Linked DNA regions of Homo sapiens: region 1 is linked to region 2. A link is an interaction called in ENCODE POLR2A ChIA-PET data of the cell type or tissue named here. Cell type or tissue: A673. All regions are shown on one strand. Each heading gives the region's core, and the rest is flanking DNA. Links, peaks and the distances in the headings are about the cores only.

Region 1 (15,704 bases), core at 7,827-10,326, 240 kb before region 2:
TTGGTGGTGTGTACCTGTAGTCCTAGCTACTTTGGAAGGCTGAGTTTGTAGGATCACTCAAGCCCAGGAGTTCAAGGTTACAATGAGTTGTGATTGTGCCACTGAACTCCAGCCTGGGAGACAGAGTGAGACTCTGCCTCTAAACAACAACAAAACTTATCTTTCCACTATGCTGTAGACTATTAAGTGTGCAATAGCATTATGTCTAAAAAAATATATATAGATACCTTAATTTAAAAATACCTTATTGCTAAAAAATATGCTGGTGGTCATCTGAGCCTTCAGCAAGTTGTAATCTTTTTGCTGATGGCAAGTCTTGCCTTGATGTTGGTGGCTGCTGACTGATCAAAGTGGTGGTGTTTGTTGAAGGCTGGGATAGCTATGACAATTTCTTTATTTTTTTGAGACAGGGTCTCACTCTGTCACCCAGGCTGGAGTGCACTGGCAAGATCATGGCTTACTGTAGCCTCCACTTCTCAGGCTCACATGATCCTCCCACCTCAGCCTCCTGAGTAGCTACAACTACAAGCTCACATGACCATGTCTAGCTAATTTTTTCTAATTTTTTGTCGAGCTGGGGTTTTGCCACATTGCCCAGGCTGGTCTTGAACTCCTGGGCTCAAACGATCCACCCACCTCAGCCTCCCAACATGCTGGGATTACAGGCATGAGCCACTGTGTGGCAATTTCTTAAAATAAGACAATAATGAAGTTTGCCACATAAATTGACTCTTCTTATCACAAAATATTTTTCTGCAGCATGCAGTGCTTTTTGAAAGCATTTTACCACATTAGAACTTTTTTCAAAATTGGAGTCAATCCTCTGAAATCCTGCTGCTGCCTTGTCAACTAAGTTTACGTAATATTCTAAATTCTTTGTTATCATTTTAACAATATTTACAACGTGTCTACTAGGAGTGAGTTTTATTTCAAGAAACCACTTTCTTTGCTAATCCATAAGAAGAAATTCCTAATCCAAGTTTTATTTTGTGATTGAAGCAATTCAGTCACATCTTCAGGCTCCACTTCTAATTCTAGTTCTCTTGCTATTTCCACCATATCTGCAGTTCCTTCTTCCACTGAAATTTTGAATCCCTCCGAGTCATCCATGAGGGTTGGTGTCAACTTCTTCCAAACCTGTTACTGTTGATATTTCAACCTCTTTCCATGAATCACAAATGTTCTTAGTGGCATGTAGATCGGTGAATCCTTTCCAGAAAGTTTTCCGTTGACTTTGCCCAAATCCTTCAGAGCAATCACTGTCTATGACAGCTATAGCCTTACAAAACATGTTTTTCAAATAATAAGACTAGAAAGTCGAATTTACTCTTTTATCCATGGGCTTTAGAATGGATGTTGTGTTGGTAGACATGAAAACAACTTTCATCTCCTTATACATCTCCATAAGAGCTCTTGGGTGACTAAGTGCATTGTCACTGAGCAATAATATTTTGAAGAGTCTTTTTTTTGGAGCAGTAGGTCTCCACAGTGGGCTTGAAATATTCAGTAAACCATGCTGTAGACAGATGTGCTGTTAGCCAGGCTTTGTTCCATTGATAGAGCATAGGCAGAGGAGATTCAGCATAATTGTTAAGGACTCTAAGATTTTTGGAATGGTAAACGGGCATTGACTTCAATAAAGTCACCAGCTGTATTAGCCCATAACAAGAGAGTCAGCCTGTCCCTTGAAGTTTTGAAGTCAAGCATTGACTTCTCTCTAGCTATGAAAATTCTAGATGGCATCTTCTTCCAATAGAAGGGGCTGTTTTGTCTCCACGGAAAATCTGTTGCTTAGTGTAGCCACCTTCATCAGTGATCTTAGATCTTCTGGATAGCTTGCTGCAGCTTCTACATGAGTACTTGCTGCTTCACCTTGCACTTTTTTTGTTTTTTGTGTTGGTTCCACCAGTCTGTGCCCATAACCTCCCAGCAGCCTACATGTTGCACTTTTTAATTTTTTTTTTTTTTTTTTTTTTTTTGAGACGGAGTCTCGCTCTGTGGCCCAGGTGGGAGTGCAGTGGCGCAATCTCGGCTCACTGCAAGCTCCGCCTCCCAGGTTCACGCCATTCTCCTGCCTCAGCCTCCCGAGTAGCTGGGACAACAGGCGCCCGCCACCACGCCCGGCTAATTTTTTTGTATTTTTAGTAGAGATGGGGTTTCACCGTGTTAGCCAGGATGGTCTCGATCTCCTGACCTCGTGATCCGCCCGCCTCGGCCTCCCAAAGTGCTGGGATTACAAGCGTGAGCCACCGCGCCCGGCCTAATTTTTTTTTTTAATACAGTGTCTCATTCTGTCATCCAGGCTGGAGTGTGGTGCTATGATCATAGTCCACTGGGGCCTCGAACTCCTGTGCTCAAGTAATCCTCCCATCTAGGCCTCCCAAGTAGCTAGGACTACAGGCATACCACCATACCTGGATCATTTTTAAATTTTTTGTAGAGATAGGATCTTGCTATGTTGCCCAGACTGGTCTCGAACGCCTGACCTCAAGTGATCCTCTTGCTTCAGCCTCCCAAAGTACTGTGATTACAGGTGTGAGCAACCATGACTGGCACCTTGCATTTTTATGTTATGGGGATTGCTTATTTTCTTAAACCTCTTGAGCCAAATTCTGCTGGCCTCCAACTTTTCTTCTACGGCTTCATCACCTCTGTCAGCCTTTGTGGAATTGAAGCATTCAGGTCTTGCTTTGGCTTAAGAGAATGTTGTGGCTGGTTTGATGTTTCATCCAGACCACCAAAACTTTCTTCATATCAGCAATAAGGCTATTTTGCTTTCTTATCATTTATTTGTTCACTGAAGTAGCACTTCTGATTTCTTTCGAGAACTTTGCATTTGCAAAGTTTGGTACCTAGCTTTTGGCCTATCTTAGCTTTTTTGTTTTGTTTTGTTTTGTTTTTTAAGGCGGGGAGACAGAGTCTCACTCTATCACCCAGGCTGGAGTGCAGCGGCATAATCTCAGTTCACTGCAACCTCTGCCTCCCAGGTTCAGTTGAGCAATCCTCATGCCTCAGCCTCCCGAGTAGCTGGGGATTACAGGCATGTGTCACCACACCGGCTAATTTTTAGTAGAGATGGGGTGTCGCCATGTTTCCCAGGCTGGTCTGGAACTTCTGGCCTCAAGTGATCCGCCTGCCTCGGCCTCCCAAAATGTTGGGATTACAGGCGTGAGCCACCATGCCCAGCCCTGTCTTAGCTTTTGACATGCCTTCCTCACTAAGCTCAGTGATTTCAAGCTTTTGATTTAAAGTGTAAGACCGGAGACTCTTCCTTTCACTTGAACACCTAGAGGCCATCGTAGAATTATTAATTGGCCTAATTTCAGTATTGTTGTGTCTCAGGTAATAGGGAGGCCTGAACAGAGGGAGAAAGATGGGGAAATGGCTGTTGGTGGAGCAATCAGAAGTCACACAACATTTATTGATTAAGTTTACTGTCTTACAGCAGCACGGTTTCTGGTGCCCTAAAACAATTACCATTCAGGTATGTCGGTGCAAGAATTCTGGCCAAAAATGTAAAGCTTCTAGAAAAATCAATGAATTCAGAATTTTAGGAAGGTTAAAAAGTTAAAAGGACAAGCAGGTCACTCCTAGCAGTGGCCTTCCCAATGTCAAATGTTTTCCTTATTTCTTCATTCTTTTTCTTTTATGTAACACTTGACTGAAATTCTACCAGCTGGGATCCAGGCTTTTTTATGAGATTTAGCTTGAAGCAGTGTACTTTCCTCCTAAAGCCTAGCTGAGTTTGGCTTTACAAGGAAATGAAAATTATGTGTGGCTATGGGTGTTTGGCTGCTGCTGTTTTAGAGTTGGGTTGGTGATTTTTCATAGAGAACGTTTTGAGGGGCTGATCTGAGGGGGGTGCTCAAATGGAAAGTTTTGTGTGGAGTAGTGTGCTAGAGACAGAGGGATAAAGTCACCTTTAGGAGGTTGAAACAAGGTGGGAGTGTGCAAAGGAGATACTTGACTTTTCTTGTGCTAAGGGCAAGAGAGTCTTATCTTTCTTACAGCGAGTGATCTTTTCTCTCTCAGATTCAGGTTGGCATTATTACTGTTATACTATAACCCATTGCATCATTTGGCTTGGAAACCAAGCCATTTTTAAATTAATTTTTATTTATGGGAAAAGTGTTGTGAGTTCTTTATAATCATCTACTAAGTGAATTTTTAGAAACAGTATTTGGAAGTGAGGTACGTCCCAGAGTGATACACTTTTAGTGTTATTTTTCTTAAAAGATTCTGCCTAGGATTTTTGATTTAGTTTTTCTATAGCTATTGCTTAAATGTATCGATTTTATTGCTTTTTCATTTGGTCTTCTTAGAGAATAGAATAATGTAAATAAGATACTAGATTAGAAACAGTAATACTGGTGCTGAAGACAGACAGCTTACTTCTGAAGGAAGAGAAAACTACCAGTGTGAAAGAGCAGCAGCTGAGATGTTGAGAATAAGGCCTCTGATCACCACTGAACCAAACTCCCGATCTTTATACACATGTATAGTCTTCCCTATCTCAGTAAATACAACTTTTTCCTTCTAGCTATTCAGGTCAAAAAGGTCAGAATCATCCTTGATTCCCCTCTTTCCTTCATATCCCCATTCTAATCTGCCAGCACTCCCTATTTTCCATCTCTGCTTTATTTTTCTCCATAGCACTTATCTGACATGCTACACACACACATACACACACACACACACACACACACACACACACACACACAGAGCTTTTACTATATATCTTTTCTCTGTATAGAGTGAAAGCACCACAAGGGTAGGGATTTTTAAATGCCTGTTTAGAACACTGTTGTATCCTCATAACTCAGAATAGTGCTTTACATAAAGATGCTCAATTTGTTGAATAAATGAATAATAGTTACCATTTACTGAATTCTTAGTGTCAGGCTAAGATCTTTGTGCTAGGATCTTTGTATCAGTTATCTCTAATTTTTTTTCTTCTTTTTTTTTTGTTAATCCATCTTTTTTTTTTTTTTTTTATTGATCATTCTTGGGTGTTTCTCGCAGAGGGGGATTTGGCAGGGTCATAGGACAATAGTGGAGGGAAGGTCAGCAGATAAACAAGTGAACAAAGGTCTCCGGTTTTCCTAGGCAGAGGACCCTGCGGCCCTCCGCAGTGTCTGTGTCCCTGGGTACTTGAGATTAGGGAGTGGTGATGACTCTCAACGAGCATGCTGCCTTCAAGCATCTGTTTAACAAAGCACATCTTGCACCGCCCTTAATCCATTCAACCCTGAGTGGACACAGCACATGTTTCAGAGAGCACAGGGTTGGGGATAAGGTCATAGATCAACAGCATCCCAAGGCAGAAGAATTTTTCTTAGTACAGAACAAAATGAAGTCTCCCATGTCTGCTTCTTTCTACACAGACACAGCAACAATCTGATTTCTCTATCTTTTCCCCACCTTTCCCCCTTTTCTATTCCACAAAACCGCCATCATCATCATGGCCCGTTCTCAATGAGCTGTTGGGTACACCTCCCAGACGGGATGGTGGCCGGGCAGAGGGGCTCCTCACTTCCCAGAAGGGGCGGCCAGGCAGAGGTGCCTCCCACCTCCCGGATGGGGCAGCGGCCGGGTGGAGGCGCCCCCCACCTCCCTCCCGGACGGGGCGGCTGGCCGGGCGGGGGCTGACCCCCCCACCTCCGCCTCCCTCCCAGACAGGGCGGCTGCCTGGCGGAGACGCTCCTCACTTCCCAGACGGGGCGGCTGCCGGGCGGAGGGGCTCCTCACTTCTCAGACGGGTCGGCCGGGCAGAGACGCTCCTCACCTCCCAGACGGGGTGGCGGCCGGGCAGAGGCGCTCCTCACATCCCAGACGGGGAGGCGGAGCAGAGGCGCTCCCCACATCTCAGACGGTGGGCGGCCGGACAGAGACTATCCTCATTTCCTAGACGGGATGGCGGCTGGGAAGAGGCGCTCCTCACTTCCCAGACTGGGCAGCCGGGCAGAGGGGCTCCTCGCATCCCAGACGATGGGCGGCCAGGCAGAGACGCTCCTCACTTCCCAGACGGGGTGGCGGCCGGGCAGAGGCTGTAATCTCGGCACTTTGGGAGGCCAAGGCAGGCGGCTGGGAGGTGGAGGTTGTAGCTAGCCGAGATCACGCCACTGCACTCCAGCCTGGGCAACATTGAGCACTGAGTGAGCGAGACTCCGTCTCAATCCCGGCACCTCGGGAGGCCGAGGCTGGCGGATCACTCGCGGTTAGGAGTTGGAGACCAGCCCGGCCAACACAGCGAAACCCCGTCTCCACCAAAAAAATACAAAAACCAGTCAGGCGTGGCGGTGCGCGCCTGCAATTGTAGGCACTTGGGAGGCTAAGGCAGGAGAATCAGGCAGGGAGGTTGCAGTGAGCCGAGATGGCAGCAGTACAGTCCAGCTTCAGCTCCGCATCAGAGGGAGACGGTGGAAAGAGAGGGAGAGGGAGACCGTGGGGAGAGAGGGATCTCTAATTTTTGTGACAATCCTACAAGGAAGGCAGCCTCCCCTTTTTTGCTAAACCTCAGAGAGGTTAAGTGACTTGCCAAGCAAGGTTTGTAAGTAACAGAATTAAGATTTGAATGCACATCTGTCTGATTCCCAAATATGAGTTCTATTCATTAAGCTTCCCTGTGTTCATAATGAAAGGGTCACTGAGAAGTTTAATAAGATAGTGTTCAGTGTTCTTCATTTGATGAAGGAAACTGTATACTATATTTCTGACAACAGTTTCCATCTTGGATTATCTTGACTTTAAAAGATTAAAACGAAATAAAATTGGTTGTTTAAAGGAACATGCCTCAGTTATCTGGAACATTTTGGTATATGTAGAGTGCATTATTCCCCCAAACTGCAAAGTAGAAGGGAGTATTATTTGTGTTCTTAGAGAAATTTAAGAGGTCCTCACTCAAGTACTAATTCTGTTTCTTAACTAATTTTAACTTGCTTTTTAAAAAGCAAATGTTTATATAAGGGTTATTATAAGCTAGTCACTGTTATGAGTACTTTATAAATATTAACTAACTTAACATATATCTTTATAATAACCTTGGAAAAGTTACTTCAGCACTTTCGTTCTTTTTCCTGGTCTTTAAACAGAGACAGTTGGACCAGATGATCTCCAAAGCCCACTCCAGCTCTGCAATGTTAAGGCTTTCTAACTAACACATAACACATAGTTATGTGTTAAGAAAAGTTAGATAAGGTCAGCTTTTCCTAGTGGGAACAGAGATGAGAGTGGAGCCCCAAAGACAGTGCACAGTAGAACAGGAAGTTGTGATTTAGGTGAATTAAAAGTGCAGAGTCTGTATGTAGCACAGTGTCAGTTTGGGAGGGAAGGAAGGCAGCATCAAATCGTTGTTGAGGTTTTGATGATGTGAAGCTCTTTAGTCTACCTTTCTCCTTTCCTTAATATCTAAAGGGAGAAATTCCAAGTTGTTATGTCTTGAGCAGAGCACATGACACCTCCTTATTAACCAGCACTACTTTTTAGCTATAGGTTGAAATTTGGCTCGTGGTTCTTCAAGATTTTAAGAAATAGTAAATAGGAGAGTTAAGGATTTGGTATGTGAAAATATCAAACCTGAATCTAGATGCATGAATCTGATCAAGCATCTAGAGCTCACTACTAATTTACTGGAAATACAGGGGGCAGAGGAATATGTTAAATTACACCTCAAGGGTACAATTACCAAATACCATCTGTGGGAAACTGCAAGACAACCCAGTTTCTTCCAATAAATGAATTGCCAAAAAAAAAAAAAAGAGATGGAGCAATGATCTATAGATAAAAGCAATTTGAGATAAAGCAACCATTTGCAGTGTATGGATCATATTGGGCCCTTAGTTCCTGATTTGAACAATCAGAGGAATCTGAACACCAGTTATTGGAGTTATTAAGACATTTTTGTTGATTTTTATTTAGGGTTAATAATGCTAGTGAGTTAAAACTCTTTTTTTTTTGAGGCAGGGTCTCAATCTGTTACCCAGGCTGGAGTGCAGTGGCACAATCACAGCTCACCACAGCCTCAACCTCCCGGGCTCAGGTGATCATCCCACCTCAGCCTCCTGAGTAGCTAGGACTACAGGTGCCTGCCACCACATCAGCTAAGTTTTGTACTTTTTGTAGAGAGGGGGTTTCACCATGTTGCCCAGGCTGGTCTCGAACTCGTGGGCTCAAGTGATTTCCCATTTTGGCCTCCCAAAGTGCTGGGATTACAGGCGTGAGCCACCATGCCTGACCCAAACTCTTTAGATTCAGAGCTAAACACTGAAATATTTATGGATTAAATGATGTGATGTCTGAGATATGCTTCAAAAATAACTGGGAAATAGGGGATGGAATAGATGGAGTTATATATGAAACAAGATTGGTCATGAGATGATAAAGCTAGTTTATGGGTTCATGGGGATTTATTATACTATTCTGTCTACTTTTATATATGTTTAAGATTTTCATCTTGAAAATCTTTTTTTATAAGCTAACAAAGGGCCAGCTGTGGTGGCTCACAACTGTAATCCCAGCACTTCGGGAAGCTGAGGTGGGAGGATTGCTTGAGCCCAGGAGTTTAAGACAAGCCTGGGCAACATAGCGAGACCTGGTGTCTATTTAAAAAAAAAAAAAAAAAAAAAAGCTGACAAATACACATATGCTTTCAGGATAGAAGTTATGAAAAGGGAGATTATAAAACAGTGCTTTCTTAGTGATTTTCATGCAGAAGCAACATCTTCCTAATCTTCCTATAGTAAAGATTTCCTCAAGTAAACATATTATATATTCATTATAATATAAATAGTATATATTCATTAGAAAGGATATAAACAGTTCAGAAATACCACTATAGAGAATGAAAGTCCCCTTCTTAAAGCAAATTATACTTTTTAAATGCTGAAAATTGTCATGTCATTTGCACGTTTCTTTTTCCATTTTTGAAACGCACAAGATAAAATTTCTTAATAGAGTAGAACAACTAATTTAGATTCAGAGTCAATTCTATAAAGGTTTCCTACTGTACTGCATTGTTTTTGCTTTGCAAAGAGGTTATTAACATTTTTTTTCTGGGTTAGGGGAGGAGTTTGAAAAAATCCTGTACAAGTTAATCCATTGTGTGGTAAAAGCTATAGCTGAAGAGGCAATGTGGAATACTCCAGTGTGCACAACCCCTGCTTTTATCATAGGTGGCAACTGCAGATTAATTCTGGTGTGGTTAGGCATTTCACAAAGGGAAATATGAACCTGAGAGCCTATGTCCCCAACAGTGCTAACTGGGAGATGTGGAGTGTGGGGATTTCCACTCTTTGTTAATAAGATCTCCGGCACATTTCCTCTTTGCTTTTGCATTTTCCTTGGTTATGAAGCAGCTGCAGAGAAGTAAAATGTGATTTCCTGTGTTTAAAAGAGTGCTGGCTTTTCTTTCAGAGACTTAAAATTGGAAGGGTGGAATGCATATGGATTGAGCTACCTACAGGGCTAATTTAAACATAGGTGTTTTATTTTTGTTTTTGTTTTTGTTTTTGTAATGAGTTCACTGCATTTGTGCCAGGAATATTTTTGTTCAGATGTTTTGAATTAGCAGATAACTCAGGTTGTCTCAAAAGCAGGCTTCTCTCTAGGCTGATCACTGCTTTAACAGTGTGATTCTTTGCAAGCTGACTGAAAAACCACTAATGGCAAAAGTGCATTCTGTCATATCAATAAAAATACTGTAGTTCCTTTGCAGATTCATGCAGTATAAATGCTTATCTTGATTATTTAACCTGTAAAATTCTCCAAAATGAGAAAAATAGGCAGAGGGTGTTTTTCAAGAAAATATGATAAGGCCATATCAAGGTACAGTGTCCCCAGATACAATGTCAGTGGGAAATGAAAAGAACTTATTCGCAGAGTAGATGCTTAGGAATCATTAGACTTAGGTGAAAGTTCCTATCATAAATTAATACCTTTTTTTGTAGTCGTTGTCAATATTTCTTGCCCTAATAATGGTAGTTCATTTTTTTCTTTTTTCTTTTCTTTTTTTTTTTTTTGAGACGGAATCTTGCTCTGTCGCCCAGGCGGGAGTGCAGTGGCTCCATCTCGGCTCACTGCAAGCTCCGTCTCCTGGGTTCACGCCATTCTCCTGCCTCAGCCTACCAAATAGCTGGGACTACAGGCGCCCGCCACCACGCCCAGCTAATTTTTTTTATTTTTAGTAGAGATGGGGTTTCACTATGTTAGCCAGGATAGTCTCAATCTCCTGACCTCGTGATCCTCCCGCCTCGGCCTCTCAAAGTGCTGGGATTACAGGCGTGAGCCACCGCGCCCGGACGTTCATTTTTTTCAAAATATACTTAGGAGCCTATCCTAAACATGGGCCAGACCTGTGGATATTTTTGGATGTGGTTTCTTCCCAAGTCATTCACCATTGTGTTGATGGTACAAGGCTTCTCCACTTACAATCAGAGAAACGTCAGATGACTATTAGTAAACAAGAACTGATTATTAAGTACCAGATTAGCAGAGCTGGATGATCAGATCCAAACCACAGCATTCATTGTTCCTGTAAACTATGTGATCAGTGAAGCTAAACTTGTGTTTAAAACCCAGGCACCCGCTGCCACACCCAGCTAATTTTTGTATTTTTAGTAGAGAGAGGGTTTCAGCATGTTGGCCAGGCTGGTCTCGAACTCCTGACCTCAAGTGATCTGCCTGCCTTGGCCTCCCAAAGTGCTGGGATTACAGTGTGAGCCACGGTGCCTGGCCTGTTACTTTCTATTAATAAGTACACAACACCCTAAACAATTCAAGGCATCTTAATCTCCATTAAGAACAACAACAAAATAATTTTTGTCATGCTGTTAAATCTATCACTATGGATAAAACTGGTGCAAATTGGTCAAATGGATCCAACAAACACTGATGTCCAAGTTGGGATATTCGTAACTATTAATAATACGTAACTATTGATCAATAGTTTAAAAGATCTCTTTATTCTTTTTCTTTTTGAAGGTTCTCAAAGAGTTTTGTTCTGAAATATGTTGTTGAGCTTCCCAGTTTGCATCCTCATCCTCAAACTGATGTTGTTTCTTCTCTAATTCTTTGTGTTATGCTTCTTTTTCATTTGCTCATGGCACTGCCATTGGAGCTCAACTTCAGAGTCCTTCAGTTTTTGAACTTTTTTTTTTTACCTTCATTTCAAACACCTGCTCCATTTCCAGCTCCGTCTTCTTCATTTTAGCTACATGCTCCCTTCTTTCTTCTTCCATTTGTGCCAGAAGGCTCTTAGTAAGCCCTTATTTGTTATCAACTCCATTATAAGTCACAACTGCCAGTTTTCTCCTTTCATAGTGGGCATTTAGTAACATCTTTCAAATCGTGCATATGTGTTATCAACATATTTCTTAGAATTGTAAAAACAATGTTCACCATTTTCAACTTTACCAACACCCCAAGGATACTGCCTTCCCCTAACCCTTTTGCCATTAAGTTCAATGATATAGTATTACTACCTACCTAAGCAAGAGGTAAATGGTCCTTCTTCTTTTTAACAAGCTTGTTGTCTTCTTCACCTGTTTCTGGAAATTTATATATTTTAAGTTCTTAGATTTCTTTCATTATCTGTTTTAAAGTTATTATCTGGTTTAATTCCATGTCCTGAAGGAGCAGTGAAGTATAAACCCGGCACCCTGTTATCAGGCATCTGAAATCTGTTCACTTGTGATTCTGCATTTAGGTAGTCCACAGATTTACTATCAATGTAGTTGATGACGAGCTGCCAGCAATTACTATTATCTACTGCATCTCCAAATCCTATTTGGTATCAACTATTGTGAGCAGCAACTTAACACTACCTTCCTTGATTAAAACTTTGGATTGTTCCTCCTGTACAGTCTTTTTAGTAATAATTCTATGAGAAAGACTTGGATATTCTGGAGAATGCAAATCTATGAGGAATCATGAGTTGATTAATGTTGTCTTTCCTGGATTTCCCACCACCGTAAGTGTGAATTCAAACGTTCTCTTCACTGATTCTCTGGATACTTGATTTGGGAGATTGGCAAATCCCACACATTTCCATCATTCCAGTCGTCCAGATTCCAACAGAAGAAATCCACAGAAGAACCACGGTGCTGCTGTTGACGCTCCTCTCCTAATCAGCAGTGGATCTCGCACTCCAGGTCATTCTTTTCAAAACACTGATGTAATCCTATTACTCCCCTGCCTCAAAACCTTCAGCAGTTTCCCATTCCTGCCCTGCAAGTAATTCCTCCAGTTTGGTCGCAGCCTACTTTTCAGGCCTCATTGCTTGCCACTCTCCTCTACAGACACGTGCGTCAGCCAGTGCCAGCTAATTAGTGGCTCTAGACTGCTTTGTGTTTTCTTCCTCTTCTTTTTCCCCTCATCTAAAATATACTTCTACCTCCAAATCCTGTTTTTCCTTCGTGACTATCTCAGTCCCTTTTCTGTCACACAACCTTTTTTGACCCCTGTAGTCTGCATTTATCTTTTCTTCCTTTGAACTTGTAGCATTTATTAACCCTGGCACACATCTGGCTATTGATCCTATACTATGTGTTCTTTTTTTAGTGTTGTTTAGTTTTTCATATCAGTATCTATTGTTATTTCAACCAGATTAGAAACTCTGAGGGACAGGACACCCTTTTTCCTATTTTCCACAATGCTTGGCATCCAGTAGGTGTGTAATAAATACAGTTATTTATACATTAAATAATCCAGTGCTTACATTTATTATGTCATAGCTACCATTTCAGTTAATCTTTACAATAACTTTGAGGGAATGAGTATTTTCTCTCCTTGACAAATGAGGAAACTGAGGCTCAGAAAAGTTCGGTAACTTGCTGAAACCACACAGGTTAAGTGATGAAGTCAGGATTCAGACCCACATCTTTGGACTCAGTAACACTTGCTGTTTAACCATACTGGTAATTCTGCCTCCTTATGAGACTGGTGTATGTTTTCTGAGGATGGGAAATTACCTAACACTTAGCTTACTATTATTTGCTTGATAATGGCAGAAGAAAAGGTGTGCAAACCTGGATTCGTAGTGATTCCTAGCAGGAATAATGAAACAGATTCAAACTGTGCCAAAGTTCACAGGAAAATAGAATTTCCCTTAATCTCGTTGATTACTGGTGGAATGACTCATCTTCCAGTTGTACGTTGCTCTTGAGTTACTCAGATATTTGTATAAGTTAGACAGCGGAGGGAAAACCACTGATGAGATGTACAAGACACGTCATTTGAGCTGATGAATGTTCCTGGGATATCCCCAAGATTTCTACCTGAGTATTCCTGCCTGTCCTATTTACTGTTGGACTCTTTCACCTTTTGGTTTTCTTTCAGAGTAAAATCACTTCCCATTTCCTTTCTGCTTTCCACTTGGATAACTTTCACAGGCTACTCTGTTACTACTGCAGTGCACAAAGATTTACTGTCTACATATTTAACATTAGTCAGATTTACTGTTGAATTTATGCACTAGAAATTTCAGGAATTTAAATTTTTCCTTTTTCATTCTCTTCTCTGCTTCCGATTTTTTTCACTAAAAGAGGACAAAAATTGCCCAAACTATTTTCTTTTTTTAAAAAATTAGCAATAGAATTGAGTATAGATGGTAGTAAATTCTGCTTCATTTCTGTGGGAACATTGAAAACTTGATGGCTTCTGCAAGTGACTGATAAATTGTTTCTGCTTTATAAAGAAAGGAAACAGCTCATTCAACTCAATGAAGTCATTAGTAAACTGGGAATTAGAAATAAAGATTCTGTATTTTTTTGTTGTCATTAATTTGGTCTTTCTGTCTGCATCTGTTTTCTCACAAGTTTGTTTTGAGGATAGATCAGAAGACATATGCACATTGTAAAGCATAAAGTAATCCTTAAGGATGCACTACAGGCAATCCTCAGCCAAAAAACATGATTTATGAACCATGCATACATGCATACTACAAAGGGATCGATCTTACCTCAGTCTAGTGCCCTTTGAAGGCGACAAGCTAAATGGTCTTTTTGGCCCCTGAATCAGAATACCTGGAAACAACTGAAATGTAGACATATTTTTCTTATACATGTGGAAGCAGTTAGGTTATGGGTCCTTTCAGGGATTCATCTACTCTACTGCCATGTGAAGACCGGAGCCCATTTCTCAGTCAGGAACAGGAAGCAGGCAAAGTTACTTTCCTGGTATCCAGTGTTAAAACCCAAAGAGTTATAAATGTTGACAAACTATTGGTAAAACTTGTGGTATTATTATTTACCTAAAGCACATACAGGGGCTTTTATAGTATAGACTTTTTACAGTCAAATCATTTAATTTTCTTGAGTCCTTACAATAGCCCTTCGAAGTATGTGTTAATAACCCCACTTTATTCCTGAGGAACGTAAGGCCCAGAGAAGTGAAGCGATTTGATCGGTGAAGGGGCTTAAATTTTCTACACATTTCCTTCCAAGGACGAAGGGAAGTTAGACACTGTGTTGGCACTTTAGAGCAGATTCTGGGTTAGGTGTGAAGCAGAGGGGATTTCCAGGGTGTGTAAGCATGGACAAACTCCTTGAATGAAAGCAGAATTTTTTCTTTTTTTAAAGTAGTTAACAGCATTTTGGGGTTTGCAGGACTCAGGCTGTGTTACTGCCTTTTTTATTTTTTGGCCTGATTTGTTTCTTTCTAATTTGGGAGCAAGATTTTATAATTAAAAATATATTGCCTTTTGCCCTTTCTTTGAGCTATTCTCCATAAATCTGTAAGAATATGATATGAAAAGGAAGAAGAGTGGGATTAAAAATAATATAGCTGATTCTGTCTAGAAATTTAATTTCTAAACTATCTTTACCTGAGTTAGATCTATTTCTCCAAAGATCAGTCAAGATTTAAGAAATAACTTTAAACTTGTAAGTAAATTCTTTTCTATCTGGAATTTACAGGATAATGTATTAATACTTGGAAATGATACCTAACTGCTAGGGAGCATGCATCTTTAGCTCATGATTCTAGATGATTGAGAATTTTTTAGGGAAACTTTTTCAGTCCTTCATCTAGTTGATAGTGGGCTATCATTTTATATTTCTAGATTGAAAAATAGGTTATCTTCTTTCTCCTTCCTCTCTCTCCTCTTCCCCTTCTCTTTTTTCTTCTTTCTAGCTGTATGGAATGACCATAATTTAATTATTCATTGAGTCTCCTATTAACGAGTATTTAACTTGTTTCAAATCTTTCACTATTACAAAAGTGTCACAGTGAATCATCTTACACATTTGTAATTTCTCACATATTCCAAGATAGATATAAGATAGATTCCCACAAATTGAATTGCTAGCACAATGGAGACATATTAATTTTGATTGGCCTTCATGGAAATTTTAACAGTATATACTGTGATCAGCAAAATATGAGAATTCTTTCTCCGCACCTTGAAGATTCAGTGTGTTATCAAACATTTTGATCTTTGCCTATATGAAGTAAAAAAATAAAATTGCAGTATAGGATTAATTTACAATTTTCTTGGAGTGTGGTGGAGCATATTTTCATAGGTTTAAGAGGCACTTATATTTATTTTCTGCAAACTGCTCCTGTCTTGTCTGTTTTTTGAGTTATTGACTGTTTTCATATTAATTTTAGGAGCTCTTTATTTGAAAAATCATCTGTGATTTAAATTACAATTTTTGAGGCTTATTTTTTTTCTCTATGTATACTTTAAAATATTCGAATTTGTCAGACTT
Region 2 (15,704 bases), core at 12,743-15,242:
CCGCCTTCTCCACCTTCATCATTGCAATCCCATGAGCCAGGTGGGCACAGGTGGCTTGCACTGTGGAACCTCAGGAAAAAGGAGACAGGCATTGATGCCAGCCCCACAGAGGCACAGAGCTCTTCCTTGGCGCCTGCTGTGTGGACAAAGGCCTGGCCAGTGTGCGGAGTCTGGGGTTCTGTGATGCCACAGGCCCTGCCTCTGTGTGAGCTGCTGCCTGCAGGGCCTCCCTCACCCTGCAGCCTCATCACCTCCTGACCATTGCAGGCAACCGACCAAGCTCTCGTGTGAGGTGGGCACCCCCTGGGCTGTCTCTCCAGCTTACAAGAATGGCCCCCTTTCAAGTCATTGCCTTGAGCTGTCTAGACCCATCCAGGCAGGGTTTTAGCACAAGGCTCTCAGGAGTTAAACATGCCATGAAACATGCCCCACTTCCCAGGATATAATTAGACCAGAGTCCTCTCCCTGGGAGTGTGTGCGTGTCAGAGAGAGACAAAGAGAAAGAGAGGGAGGGAGGAAGGGAGGGAGGGAGGCGGAGATTGGCTGAGGGCCTGTCTCTGGTTCGGGGCCTGTCACCCATGAGCAGCTTGGCTCCCCGCTGAGTTCCCTCGCCTCTTGCCATTGGCAAGACACACGGAGGAAGGCTCCTGCAGAGAAGACAGACAGGCAAAGCTCCTCAGAGGGGAGCTGGCCAGGAGGCCCAGGCCTCACCCACCCCGTCACTGTCCTGGCTCTGAGGCCATCCTCACCCCTTGCTGCAGGGGCTTACCCATCTCCACTGGGTTAGGCTGTGTGCCCGACTGGCCTTTTTCCTCTGGGTATTTGGGGCATGCTCACCTGTGGACTAATGTTTTTGAGAACAAATTTTAAATGTTAATAGCCTTATTTTTTTTTTCTGATAAAGTAATAGAGGAAAACATTAAAAAGAGAGTAAATCTCCCTGCTTTGTTTTGCTTTGAGGGTCTGGCTCTGTTGCCCAGGCTGGAGTGCAGTGGCGCGATCTCAGCTCACTGCAGCCTTGACCTCCTGGGCTCAAGGGATGCTCTCACCTCAGCCTCTGGGACTAAAGGCATGTGCCACGACACTCAGCTAATTTTGTTTAGTTTTCGTAGAGACGAGGTCTCACTATGTTATCCAGGCTGGTCTCAAACTCCTGGGCTCAAGCAATCCTCCCACCTTGGCCTCCCAAAGTTCTGAGATTACAGGCAGGAGCCAAGGTGACTGGCCTATTGTTAGTTTTTTAAAGTGTGATTGTAGTATTAAGTTATAGTTTTATTTTTGTTTTTTAAAGAAGGTGGGGGGAGGGAAAGTGAGGAAAGGGGTAAAGGTTATATTTTTAAAGCATAGTCCTCCTGTTTTAGGGATAAGTACTAAAATAGGGATGACTTTACATGATATGACGACTGCTGCTTACTTTTGAAGCAGCTGTGTTGTCTAAGACATACCCTGGGGTTCTTTGTCTTGTGCCAGGAAAATTTAGGGCACGGACACACACGAGGAGTTTAGGAGTGGAGGTTTAATAAGCAGAAGAGAAGAGAAAGAGAAACAGTACTCTACGAGAGAGAAAGGTCTCCCAGTGGAAAAGACCAGCGGGCAGCAGATGTGCCACATTTTAAAGGCAGGTTTGAGGAGACGGTGTCTGATTTACATAGGGCTCACAGATTGGTTCAATCAAGTATGAGATTTACATAGCACCGGGAATGCTGGACGCCCTGCCCTAATCTTATTATGTAAATGAACTCTCCCGTTGACCAGCGCCATGTTGTCTGCTCCTTACTGTACGCCTGGCGGATAAAGAGAAAAGAAGATGGAGCCGCCATCTTGAACATGATTGGCACAATTGCTGGCATCTATGTCCCTGCAGCTAGATTTTATAGGCTGCTCTTTGTTAGAAAGGAAAATAAGTTGGGGCTGCTTTTCATTAAAAGGAAAATTTGCCGAGGACTTCCCTACCCTCACTATCTGCCTAAGTAATTTCTTAACTCCTGTATTACTTTGAAATGGGGAGAGGGAGATGGATAAAAGTATAAATGAAATAAAATTGCTCTGAGGATACAGGAAAAAAACAAACCAAAGTGCTCCCCCTATTTTCTTACTAAACAACACAGATACTTCAGTGACCAGATGTGTGGGGGTATCTCCCCATATACCAAGCAAGCAGCAGAATTCAGCTCAATTCTGACACTGTCTACCTAGGAAACAGCCTCAGATCCCGCGGATTGGAGGCTTAGTCCCACAAGACTTCAGACGCTAATCGCGAGCCCCAGGTTGTTTTGCTTGTGATTCTGACTGACAGCTTTAAATCTGGGTTCCCAAGACCCTCTCCTTGAGTTCAATTAATTTGCTAGAGTGGCTCACAGAACTCGGATAAACACTTTACTTATATTATCGGTTTATGATAAGGGATATTACAAAGGATGCAGATAAAGAGATGCACAGGGCCAGGCATGTGGAATGGGGCACGCAGATTCCATGCCCTCCCCGGGCACATCACCCTCCAGAAACCTCCATGTGTTCAGCTGCTTGGAGGCTCCCTGAACCCCATCTTTTTGGCTTGTATGGAAGCGTCATTACGTAGGCCTGATTGATTAAACCGTGGCCATTGGTGATCAACTTGACCTTCAGCCCCTCTCCCTTCCCTGGAGGTTAGGCAGGGGTGGGACTGAAAGTCCCAACCCTCTGATCCTTCCCTGGTCTTTCCAGTGACCAGCAAGCTGCTGGGAGTGGCCAGCCAACAGTCAACTCATTCGTATACAGAAAATGGCATGTCACTTTAGAGATTCTAGGATTTTAGGAGTTGTATGCCAGGAAACTGGATGAAGACCAAATATATGCATACTTTTTTTTAAAAAAATGTAAGCCTTTATTTGCTTATTTTGCAAATAAAGCTGGCTGAGTTGGTTGCTTTTTGGTGGTTAGTCAAAGAGACCAAATCCCATATCCTCATCCAACTCCTCCGACTCCTCGTTTTCAAACTTAGTTGGGGCTGCCGCAGCAGCAGGAGCAGCCGTGGCGGTAGTGGCCACAGGGGCAGCAGCCACAAAGGCAGATGGATCAGCCAAGAAGGTCTTGATCTTTTCAGCAGGCGGGAAGGTGTAATCAGTCTCCACAGATAGAGCCAGGCATCCTTTGTACCCACTGATGATAGAAGGGGGTACTGATGCAACAGGTGGGTAGCCAGTTTGCAGACACACTGGCAACATTGCGGACACCCTCCAGGAAGCCAGAATACAGAGTTTCTTCTGTGATGTCAAGCACTTCAGGGTTGTAGATACTACCATTGTTGAACACCTGCTGGATGACCAGCCCAAAGGAGAAGGGAGAGATGTTCGGCGTGTTCAGCAGTGTGGCTTCGCTGGCTCCCACTCTGTCTCCAGTCTTGATCAGCTGCACATCACTCAGGATTTCAGTGGTGCCCCTGGAGATTTTAGTGGTAATGCCTAAAGCCTGGAAAAAAGAAATCTTCTCGGGTCCCAGACCAGTGTTCTGGGCTGGTACAGTGACTTCACATGGGCCAATGGCACCAGCACGGGTGGCAGCTGGCACCTTATTGGCCAGCAGCAGATCCCTGACCTCAGTGAGGTCCTCCTTGGTGAACGCAAAGCCCACATTCCCCTGCAGAGGAGGCAACAGTTTCTCCAGAGCTGGGCTGTTTTCCAGTTGTCCTTGGGTGGCCTTGCGCATCATGGGGTTCCTGCCCATTGGCACCACGGCCTTCCCTTGGAGGGACAGGTGGATCTACTGTGTCTGCTTGGAGCCCACAGTGTCTGCTCCCATGATGAAACATTTCAGATAATTATCCAAAAGCTGGATGATCTTAAGGAAGTAGTTAGACTTCCAGGTCGCCCTGTCTTCCCTGGGCATCACGGCGGTGTGTCAGGGATGGCCACGCAGGCCAACACGATGTCACTTCCACGAGGATGCCTGGTGAGAGAAGGCCCAAATATATATTTCACAATATCACAATTGCCCGTGAGCTGATAACGAAGCTAGAGATGATATCTATTTTAATATTGTGTCTACATTTGTGTATATTTGAACTTCTAAATAATACTTTTTTTAAAACACCATAGAAGACAACCACCCAGCAAAAACCGCTGTTGACATCTTGGGACATTTGTCACCTGAACCCATTTCCTATGTTTAGGGGATGCACTGTCTTGAAGCACAAATGCAAGACAATCACTTTCCCAGCCTCCCTTGTGTGGCATCTGACGGAGGCTGCCCAGACCTTGAATCAGAGGCTAACAATGGGAAAACCTGTATGCATTCTGGGCACAGCATGAGGGGTTGCGGGAGGTCGGCTGCAGGAGTGAGCTCAGCGGATCTCTCTTGCTCTCCAGGTCACCCGGAGAATCTTAAGGCTTCCCCAAATCCTCTTCACAAATCTCTTTTTGTTGTTGTTATTGTTGTTGTTGTTGTCGAGACGGAATCTCACGCACAATCTCGGCTCACTGCAACCTCCACTTCCTGGGTTCAAGTGATTCTCCTGCCTCAGCCTCCCTCCTGAGTAACTGGGGTTACAGGTGCCCGCCACCACACCGGATAGTTTTTTGTATTTTTAGTAGAGATGGGGTTTTGTCATGTTGGCCAGGATGGTCTCGAACTCCTCACCTTAAGTGATCCACCCACCTCGGCCTCCCAAAGTCATGGGATTACAGGCGTGAGCCACCATGCCTGGCCCACAAATCTCCTTTCTGTCCAAAGTATCCAGCATTAGTTTCTTTGGCTTATAACCAAGAATCTTGGTGGGGAGAACATGTTGGCATGGTTGTGTGTTTATTGGTAGGATTGCACTATTCTTTTATTTATTTATTTATCTATTTATTTATTTTTTGAAAAGGAGTCTCGCTCAGTCCCCCCAGCTGGAGTGCAGTGGCATGATCTCAGCTCACTGTAATTTCCACCTCCTCCGTTCAAATCATTCTCCTGCCTCAGCCTCCCAAGTAGCTGGGACTACAGGTGCGTGCCACCATGCCAGGCTAATTTTTGTATTTTTGGTAGAGATGGGGTTTCACTGTGTTGGCCAGGCTGGTCTCAAACTCCTGACCTCAGGTGATCCACCTGCCTTGGCCTCCCAAAGTGCTGGGATTACAGGCGTGAGCCCCAGGCCCAGCCAGGATTGCACTATTCTAACGGTGTCGAGCTTTCCCCTTCTGCTGAAGAGCAAAGCACAAGGAGGGGCGTTTGCGGGGATGCAGCCTTCCTCCCTCCCTCATTCTCTCCCAGCTAGTGCTGCCACTAGAGCAAGGCTCTCTCCTTCCCCGCCTTTCCCACCAGTGGTAGAAGAAAAGGAAAGCATTTATAATAAAGCCCACTTTCTGCATTACAGAGGCAGGATGGGGAGGGCTGAGGGCCCAAGGTTCTGCCTGATTTGCTGACCCCCTCACAGAGGGCTCCAGGCAAGGCCCCAGGAGGGGGTGTTCATCTCTCTCTAACCAGGTCGGGCTTCCCTACTGAGTTGCATCCCCATTACCGTCAGCGATCTGCCACCTGGCCCACTGCTGACCACAGGAGCAGAGGCTTCTCTCACCTTCCATGACTTGAGAGGACTCCCAGAGGTCCAGGGCCTTCCAGGCTTGCACCTGGGGTGGGCCCATGACAGCCCTCCGTTTCATGCCTCCACCTGGTGGGTCATGCCCCCCAGCCTCAAGGCAGCTCCCGTGGGTCAGGGCTGCGCTGAGCAGGTGTTGGAGGCTGGGAAGGGCCTGGTGAAGGGGGCTCCCCACTGGCAAGGGACAAAGTCAGGGAGGGTCAAGAGGAAGACTAGATGTTCCAGTTTGTCCTTAGAGGATCTGGTTCCTCAGGTCCTGGCCACCCTATGAGTAGGGGAACAGGAAGTTTTGGCTTGCAGGGAACAACGTGCCTACAGGGAGGGCTGTCAGATGCTCTTCACATTAGTGATAATTAATCATCCTAATTGAAGCTGTCACCTACTGAGTGCCTACTATGTGTCTGGCACTTTGCCAGAGCTTTACAGACATCATGAGTCATAGCTAAGCCTCACAGCCACTCTGCAAGGCAGCTGCGGTCACCCTGCTTTAGAGATGAGGAATTGAGTCTCAGAGAGGTTAAGCCACTAGCCCAGGGTTACATGGTGTAGAGAGTAGGGCCTCCAGTGGGAGCCAGGTTGGTCTGAACCTCCAATGGAGAATGATCGATTGCTCTGAAGGCTGTCTCTGTCATGAGAGCCACCCAGGGTGTTCCTGGTTGTTGGCCTTCCCAGGACCTGGCCTTCCCAGGTCTCCCCTCAGACAGGCCTCGCAGGCGTCTTCATTCTATACCCATCTCCACCCCAGTGGGTCAGCTGGAAATGGGCTCAAAACTTAATCACACAATTACCTCAGCCGTGGCTTCCCTGCAGCCTCTGAGGAGGCAGAGTTTTTTCTCCTTTGCTGGTAGGTTTCTGCTGTCAAAAACCATCCCAGGGCTGGGTGTGGTGGCTCACACTTGTAATCCCAGCACATTGGGAGGCCAAGGCAGGAGGATCACTTGAGGTCAGGAGTTCGAGACCAACCTGGCCAACATGGTGAAACCCCATCTCTACTAAAAATACAAAAATTAGGTGCACATAGTGGCACATGCCTGTAATCCCAGCTACTCGGGAGGCTGAGGCAGGAGAATCACTTGAACCTGGGAGGTGGAGGTTGCAGTGAGCCAAGATTGCGCCACTGCACTCCAGCCTGGGCAACAGAGTAAGACTCTTTCTCAAAAAAAAAAAAAATTAGCTGGGCTTGGTGACATGCACCTGGGATCCCACACACTCGGAAGGCTGAGGTGGGAGGATCATTTAAGCCCAGGAGGCTGAGGCTGCAGTGAGCCATGATTGTGCCACTGCACTCTAGCCTAGGTGACAGAGTGAGACCCTATCTCCAAAATGAAAAAAAGAAAAAAAAACCCTCCTGGGATAGTATCCTGAGCTGGGACCAGAGCTACCTGGAGCCTCTTTGCCAGCAGCCAAGTCTTGGGTGTCAAGATGGCACCTAAGGCTATTACAATGAACTGAATGTTAGTGTCCCTTCAAAATCCATATGTTGAAATCTGAATCCCCAAGGTGATGGTGTCAGGTGGGGCCTTGGGAAGTGATTAGGTCATAAGGATGGAGCCCTCCTGAATGGGATTAGTTCCCTTATAGAAGAAGCCCCAGCAAGCTAGCTGGCCCTTTCCACCACGTGCAGACACAGCAAGAAGGCCTCATCTTCAAATAGAAAAGCTGGCCCTCACCAGACACAGAATCTGCTAGCATCTTGATCTTGGACTTTGCAGCCTCCAAAACTGTGGCAAAATAAATTTCTTTCTTTCTTTTTTTTTTTTTCTTTTTGAGACAGAGTCTTGCCCTGTCACCCAGGCTGGAGTGCAATGGTGCGATCTCGGATCACTGCAACCTCCGCCTCCCAGGTTCAAGCACTTCTCCTGCTTCAGCCTCCCAAATAGCTGGGATTATAGGCTCGTGCCACCATGCCCGGCTAATTTTTTGTATCTTTAGTAGAGACAGGGTTTCACCATGTTGGCCAGGCTGGTCTTGAACTCCTGACCTCGTGATCTGCCCACCCTGGCCTCCCAAAGTGCTGGGATTACAGGGGTGAGCCACCACGCCCAGCCGGAGAAATAAATTTCTATTGTTCATAAGCAACCCAGTCTATGGAATTCGGCTGTAGCAGCCTGAACAGTCTAAGACAGCTGTGCTCATGCCATTTCCTATGGACTTACAGCATCTGTCACTTACTTTTCACACACTCCTATGAGGTATCTTTTCAATGTTTCCTATGAGAAAAATTTTACACAATAGAAACAGTAGCAAATGACTTCTCAGAGTAAAATAAGTTTATTTGGTGGCCAGGGCCATGTAAGATTAACACCAGCTGCACTGGAAAATGGCAGCTGTTGAGAAGCCTTGAACATCTTCAGTAAAATGAGGAGGCTCACCCTGACCAGTCTGGGAACAAAGAGCTTTGGAGCCAAAGGGAGCAGGTTTGAGTCCCAGAATGGCCACTTTTCTTGGTTTCATCACCTCAGACAAGTTACCAAGCCTCTTTGAACCTTGGTTTCCTCAATAATGTCCCCCTGTGATGATCACATATGCCTGGCATATAGTCATTGTTTCATAAATGACACCTACTACCATTATTATTCACCCATAGCTGGATTAGCTGGGTCCTCTGCAGTGTGAATTATAGTGTGATGGGATTGGAGCTAAGGCTCGTCAGTGATAGGTGAGATTCTAAAACAGGTAAGGCTTGTTTTTTTGTTTGTTTGTTTTTTGAGACCGAGTCTCGCTCTGTCGCCCAGGCTGGAGTGCAGTGGTGGATCTCAGCTCACCGCAACCTCCGCCTCCTGGGTTCAAGCGATTCTCCTGCCTCAGCCTCCCAAGTGGCGGGGATTACAGGCGCCCGCCACCAAGCCCAGCTAATTTGTTGTCTTTTTTTAAGTAGAGACGGGGTTTCACCGTGTTAGCCAGGATGGTTTCGATCTCCTGACCTTGTGATCCGCCTGCCTCGCCCTCCCAAAGCACTGGGATTACAGGCGTGAGCCACCCAGACTGGCCCGAGGCTTGTTTTTTAATGCACCCCTCCTCCATGCTCCCTGTCCTGCTTAGCAGACCTCCAACATTGTCGTGGGTCCATTTCCTGAATTTTTAACTTTTTAAATGTGTTGAAAGATACTTGACATGTGTCCTAGCCCTCAGGTCTTTAGGCCTAATGACTAGTCAGATTGAGGCAGAAACTATCCCCTTCCACCTCCAAGTTTATTGTCTGCATTAACATGACTTTTTTTCTCCCACTGTCTTTGGTACAATAACTTTACTATTCCAAGAGTCTCTTGCCCAGGCAAATAACTTCATTGTTTATTACAGGAATTTCCCAAGAGGCCCATCAACTCTTCAATAGGCGAGCTTTATTTAATAGAAGCATCAACAGACATTTCACACCTAAGACATTTCAAACCCCTCGCCTAGCTGTTGCCACCAACCTGAAACTACTGTATCATTATCTCCCCCAATCCCAAGCAAGCCCCTGCATTGAAAGGCCCTCCTTAAACCAATCTTGAAATTCTCAGTGAGATCCTAGCCTCTCCACTTCCCCTGGCAGCCGCGATGGAGGCTCTGTGCAGGGGCTATTCTCTCCCCTCCATAAGCAATGAACTCAGCTCTGCCTTCCACCATCTTCCCAGAACAGAAATTCTGGTGCGCTCCTTCCAGAAAGTCCTTTCGGTGTGACTGACCCAATCTGAGGAGCCGTGAAAGCCAGGAGGGGAGGTCCCAGGGCCAGGTTGGCTCTGGGTGTCCTTTCCATTCTTCCCTGTGTGTGGAGCTGGTCCCGCTGTGGGGACCATGGGTAGAGGGCAACGTGCACAAGAGCCCCTTGAGGACATCCTTGCTGCACACATTTCAGGCCTGGGAAGTTGTGCACACACAGACAGAACCCTTCATGGTCAGTCTGCTGGGGGTACTGTTATTCCCGGTTCTAGCCTCTAAGAAATGAAAGCTTCCACTCCCGTTTGACTTGTAGATTGCAGGATATTTGTGTGTCCAAGGCTTGAGTCTCTCTTTCAAACCAGAGGTTTACTCTGTGTTTTGAGAAAAGAATGACTGAATTTATGTACACGGAAGAGTCTATAGAGCCAGCTGTCCAGTAGCTAGGAAACATACAGTGGGCCACGTGGCAAGGTCCTGCCTTGGGAAATTGCCTCTCAATGACGGAGGTGGGAAGGCCTGCGAAGGAGAATGTTAAAAATCAACTTGAAACTAAGTTGGTATTAAAACACTTCACCTGAAAGAAGTTCATTCATTGATCCTTAAAAAGTTGCATTTGCGGCTGGGCGCGGTAGCTCACGCCTGTAATCCCAGCACTTTGGGAGGCCGAGGCAGGCAGATCACAAGGTCAGGAGATCGAGACCATCCTGGCGAATATGGTGACACCCCACCTCTCCTAAAAATACAAAAAAAAATTAGCCGGGTGTGGTGGCGGGCACCTGTAGTCCCAGCTACTCGGAATGGCGTGAACCCGGGAGATGGAACTTGCAGTGAGCAGAGATAGCGCCACCGCACTCTAGCCTGGGCGACAGAGCAAGACTCCGTCTCAAAAAAAAAAAAAAAAAAAAAAAAAAAAGTTGCATTTGCTTGTTTGTTTGGGGCATCCCCAGAGATGAATATTAAAATACTGTTAAGTTTTTAAAAGTCTGACCAAAATGTTTAATGTGGTGACTTTGGGTAGACCTGAGCCTCGGTGAGAACCAAACCCAGACCACACAACTGGAAACTCCTGGAAGTAGACGCGCCTCACTTCCTTAATTTAGCACCTTATGAAACAATAGTAAAGATTTCAGCCGGGCGCGGTGGCTCAAGTCTGTAATCCCAGTACTTTGGGAGGCCGAGGCGGGCGGATCACGAGGTTAGGAGATCGAAACCATCCTGGCTAACACGGCGAAACCTGGTGTCTACTAAAAATACAAAAAATTAGCCTGGTGTGGTGGTGGGCACCTGTAGTCCCAGCAATTCCGGAGGCTGAGGCAGGAGAAGGGCGTGAACCCAGGAGGCGGAGTTTGCAGTGAGCCGAGATCGCTCCGCTGCACTCCAGGCTGGGCGACAGAGTGAGACTCTGTCTCAAAAAAAAAAAAAAAGATTTCAGAGAAGATGAAGTAGGATACCTGTCTGAGTCCCACAGGATTGTTCAGTTTACTGGGGTCTCCTGAGGTCTCAGAACTTGCATTTTCTGCATTATTATATAGTTTCCATGAGACAGTATTTCCATTAACATAAAACATCAGAAATTCAAACCATCCTTTGTAATATTTGCCCAGTTTTGGTAGTATAGCAACAGATACATAAGGAACATATTGACGATTGATGACCTGAAAACACTTTTGTTAATTCCTGTGTGTGCTTGGTAGCTGCTGCTTTTTTTTTTTTTTTTTTTTCCCTGACTGGGCTTTGCTCTGTTGCCCGGGCTGGCACCATCTTGGCTCACTGCAACCTCCACCTCCTGGGCTCAAGCAATCTTACCGCCTCAGCCTCCTGAGTAGCTGGTGTCAGGCCTCTGAGCCCAGGCCAGGCCGTCGCATCCCCTGTGACTTGCACGTATACATCCAGATGGCCTGAAGTAACTGAAGATCCACAAAAGAAGTAAAAACAGCCTCAACTGATGACATTCCACCATTGTGATTTGTTCCTGCCCCACCCTAACTGATCAATGTACTTTGTAATCTCCCCCACCCTTAAGAAGGTACTTTGTAGTCTCCCCCACCCTTAAGAAGGTTCTTTGTAATTCTCCCCACCCTTGAGAATGTACTTTGTGAGATCCACCCCTGCCCACCAGAGAACAACCCCCTTTGACTGTAATTTTCCATTACCTTCCCAAATCCTATAAAACGGCCCCACCCCTATCTCCCTTCGCTGACTCTCTTTTCGGACTCAGCCCGCCTGCACCCAGGTGAAATAAACAGCCATTTTGCTCACACAAAGCCTGTTTGGTGGTCTCTTCACACGGACGTGCATGAAAGCTGGGACTGCAGGTGCGCACCACCACTCCCAGCTAATTTTTTGTATTTTTGCAGAGATGGGGTTTCACTGTGTTGTCCAGGCTGGTCTCGAACTCCTGGGCTCAAGCAGTCTGCACACCTCAGACTTCCAAAGTGCTCGGATAACAGGAGTGAGCCAGTGTGCCTGGCCTGGAAGCTGCTTTATCCCCAGGTTAGGAATATATACCTAGAGCCTGGCTCTGCCATTTACTGGCTGTGTGACCCAGGCTGACTTTCTTTCTTTCTTTCTTTTTTGTTTTTTGAGACAGAGTTTCACTCTTGTTGCCCAGGCTGGAGTGCAATGGCACGATCTCCACTCACTGCAACCTCTGCCTTCTGGATTCAAGTGATTCTCCTGCCTCAGTCTCCCAAGTAGCTGGGATTACAGGCACGTACCACCAGGCCTGGCTACTTTTTGTATTTTTAGTAGAGATGGGGTTTCACCATGTTGGCCAGGCTGATCTCAAACTCCTGACCTCTGGTGATCCGCCTGTCTCAGCCTCCCAAAGTGCTGGGATTACAGGTGTGAGCCACCGTGCCTGGCCTTAATGTATTTTTTTTTGTAGAGATGGGCTCTCCCTATATTTCCCAGGCTGGTCTTGACCTCCTGGGCTCAAATGATCCTCCTGCCTCAGCTTCTCAAAGTGCTGGGATTATAGGCATGAGCCCCCGCACCTGGTCACACTTACCTGGATTGCTGGCCGGTTTGTGGGCCTTGGCCCTATTTTCATGTCAGTGTTCAGAGTCCAGTCCTACTTGTCAATGACTCAGATTGGCTGATGCTGGGTCATACTTCCTGCCCCCTGTGAAAAGGGTGCCTGCCACAGTCACTTGGGGCATGGGATAAGATAATATAGTACTGGCAGGTAAATAGCTAACTGGAATATGAGCTCGGGTCCCGTCTCTCCCACCTGCACTCCGCGCTGGTGCCTGGGCTCAGCTCCCGTGCTATGGGCTTTCATCTCATCACGCCTTTCCATGCAGTTGTCTGTCTCCCTCTCCACCTAAGCAAGGAGCTCTTAGGGGCAGAGGCCATGACTTATTCCTCTTATTCCTGCCCTTGGCAGGAGGCCTGGAGAATAGTTCTTTTTGATGCAAATGAAGGAATGGGTTGGAGAGTCGTACTTCTCTAGGAGGGAAACACAGGTGAGGTCCAGTTTCAGTTTCTGTAATGCTCTCTTTCAATGGGGAAACAGCCTAGGATATTCTTGTCCAGGCACCAGAGGTTGGGGAATGTTTCTTGGGCATGTTTCAGACTGGAGTTCCACAACTCAGACTTTTCTTGCCAAATGAAATTTCAGCTACACTTAAGGCAAGTTAATGAAAATCTGGCAGAAAGCTGGGGGTGGGGGAGTGGGTGGGTACGGGGGTGGGAAGTCTTGGGGAAGGAAGACCCATCTGACAGACTCAATTCTGTCACCACTTAATCACTTCCAGTAGCAACTGAACTTTCCATGCAAATCCACCCAAGCTCCCAGCCTTCTGAATTTCCAGGCCCCAGGGGAAGGTCTTCAGATTGCTCAGACTAGTTTGTTCCCTCTTTAAAGAAAAATCCTTACTTTCTGGAAGGACTTGGTACACGTGGCCGCTACAGGAAATGTATCCTGATGGATAAGGCAGGCAGAAGGAATCAAGGAACTGAATTCAAGGAAGTTGCTGATGTGATATATTATTTCCCCCTCATATCACTTCCCCTTTCTCTAGGCACTCTTAGTCCTACCTGTCCCCACACAATCTGTAACTTCTTGGAGGAAATCAAAGTGCATTAAAGAAGACTCTCCGTCTGCTGGCCTGTTTACTTTGAGATCTTTTGCTCTTGTTTGCTTAGGAATTTGAAGATTTTCTACAGATTAGAATGTTTCCCTTCTAAAATTTTCCTTTAGGGAACTCCAGGCTCCAGTCACCCAACCAACAGGCAGGACAGAAAGATAATAAATTTAAAACAAAAAGAAAAGAAAAGCAGGGAGGGCTGGGTGTGGTGGGTCACACCTGTAATCCCAGGACTGTGGGAGGCCAAGGCAGGTGGATCACTTGAGGTCAGGAGTTCGAGACCAGCCTGGCCAACACGGCGAAACCCCATCTCCACTAAAAATATAAAAATTAGCCGGGTGTAGTGGTGTGCACCTGTAGTCCCAGCTACTCGGGAGGCTGAGGCAGGAGAATTGCTTGAACCCAGGAGGCGGAGGTTACAGTGAGCCGAGATCATGCCACTGCACTCCAGCCTGGGCAAGAGAGTGAGACCCTATCACACACACACAAAAAAAAGGTGGGGGGGGGGATGAGAAATGGGGAGAAGAGCTAGAGAGTAAGGAACCGGGGCAGCCTTCAGTGCTTAACTGGGCCCAGCTACCTCGAGATTTATGCAGATGACAGAACCTTTTCCAAGGTTTAGGACCTAGAAAGAAGAAAAGCTGAAGCCTAGAAAGGTGGGAGACTGGGCCCAAGTGGGTGAGAAGGGGCCCACCCTTGCTTGACCATGGAGGGTGACGCCCCTATGCAAGAGCTGGGCTCTAAGGAGGCTGGGGATGAGGGGGTGGCGCACAGCTTTGTCCTGTTTCTACAACCTAGCACAGAACTAGAGACAGCGTATGGGTGAATTGGCACAAATTTAACCCCTTTACAGAGGGAAGAAGAGTCACATTTGACTGAGTAGAAAGTACTAAGGGCATCGTTCCAAAATTGGGGAGCCAAGTTTCCAACCTTTGTTCTTTTGAGAATGAGGGTGGGGATATCACCCCACTCCCATCTTACCTCTCCCACTTAGCTGAGAGCTGAACCTAACTGACCTAATTCCTGTGGTAGGTCATTTAACACCTGTGTTGAGGTGCTTGGGGATGGACAAGGAATTTCAGGGAAGAACCCGGGCACTTTGACAGAGAATAAGACTGGTAGAGGGACCGCCAGTGCTGGGTTCCGGATGGACTAAGGCTACAGAAATGGAGCAGAGCTGGGCGCGGTGACTCACGCCTGAAATTCCAGCACTTTGGGAGGCTGAGGTGGGCAGATCACCTGAGGTCAGGAGTTCAAGACCAGCCTGGGCAACATGGTGAAACCCTGTCTCTACTAAAAATATAAAAATTAGCCAGGCGTGGTGGCAGGCACCTGTAATCCCAGCTACTCGGGAGGCTGAGGCACAGAGAATCGCTAGAACCCGGGAGGTGGAGGTTGCAGTGAGCTGAGATCATGCCACTGTACTCCAGCCTGGGCGACAGAGCAAGACTCCATCTCAAAAAAAAAAAAAAAAAAAAAAAAAGAAAGAGAAAGAATTGGGGCAGAATTGGCTTTAACCAGTCTGTAGTAACACTCCTTATATGTGGAAGACCACTAAATACTGGCTCCTTTTTGGTCCAAGGTGACCATATTCTTTTGACTTTGACATCGTTTGTGGATCAGGAAAGGGATAATGTAATAATTTTTTCTTAGGTATAAGTCAAAGACATGAATTGCATTTATACACTACTCTGCATTTTCTAGAATGCAATAACTTTACTTTTTCCTCAGAAATGTTTTGGCTGGGTGTGGTGGCTCAGACCTGTAATCCCAGTGCTTTGGGAGGCCATAGTGGGTGGATCTCTTGAGCCCAGGAGTTCCAGACCAGCCTGGGCAACATAGAGAAACCCTGTCTCTACAAATAAAATTAGTCAGGCATGGTGGTGCATGCTTGTAGTCCCAGCTACTCAGGAGGCTGAGTTGGGAGGATCGCTTGAGCCCAGGAGTTTGGGGCTGCAGTGAGCTGTGATTGCACAATTGCACCCCAGCCTGGGCAACAGAGTGAGACCCTATCCCCCAAAAATTTAATAAAAATGTTTACAGAGTACAAATGCAGATTTTTTATATTGTATAGCGGTAAAGTCTGGGCTTTCAGTATACCCATCTTTATTCTTCTCTCTACCTAGGCAAGAGAGCCATTTTAGGGATGAAAACCTCAAGATAGAGCATCTAAGCCAAGTTTCACATTACTGGTTTCTTGTGACATTTGCTCCTGTAGAATCGTCCAGTACAATCAGTAGACTGAACTGATAAGACCCTTCAAGCCTTTATTACTTTTCTACTACAGCCAATAACACATAGATTTAAGAGATGGAATGCTCTTAAAAGATGTTTACCCCAAAACGAGCACGTATGAAATATGTTAACCACCTATTTCTCCTGCAAGGTGACCCTAGACAGGACATTCTCTCTGGACT

What was found. Peaks named below come from ENCODE experiments on the same cell type or tissue, not always from the same donor. Only the 100,000 strongest peaks of a DNase experiment are listed, where the experiment ranks them.
Region 1: POLR2A ChIA-PET joins it to region 2 with 10 read pairs; 22 of 35 experiments call an interaction of 5 or more read pairs at or near these places.

The regions. Positions count from the first base shown.
Region 1 is chr14:35,146,958-35,162,661 of GRCh38, forward strand. The region is part of intron 4 of PRORP (protein only RNase P catalytic subunit); the gene reads left to right. All of the region lies in intron 4 of PRORP-PSMA6 (PRORP-PSMA6 readthrough), which reads left to right. It also overlaps the pseudogene SEPTIN7P1. Among named protein-coding and RNA genes, the nearest start is that of PRORP, 32 kb to the left of the region's middle. RefSeq lists enhancers at 5,928-6,429, 12,986-13,280. In A673, for the core only: no CTCF peak of the experiment used is centred there; a DNase peak (open chromatin) is centred at 9,274; H3K27ac peaks cover 2,407 bases.
Region 2 is chr14:35,385,206-35,400,909 of GRCh38, forward strand. It overlaps the pseudogene RPLP0P3. Among named protein-coding and RNA genes, the nearest start is that of NFKBIA, 12 kb to the right of the region's middle. RefSeq lists enhancers at 1-493, 273-795 and a silencer at 5,798-6,092. In A673, for the core only: no CTCF peak of the experiment used is centred there; no DNase peak of the experiment used is centred there.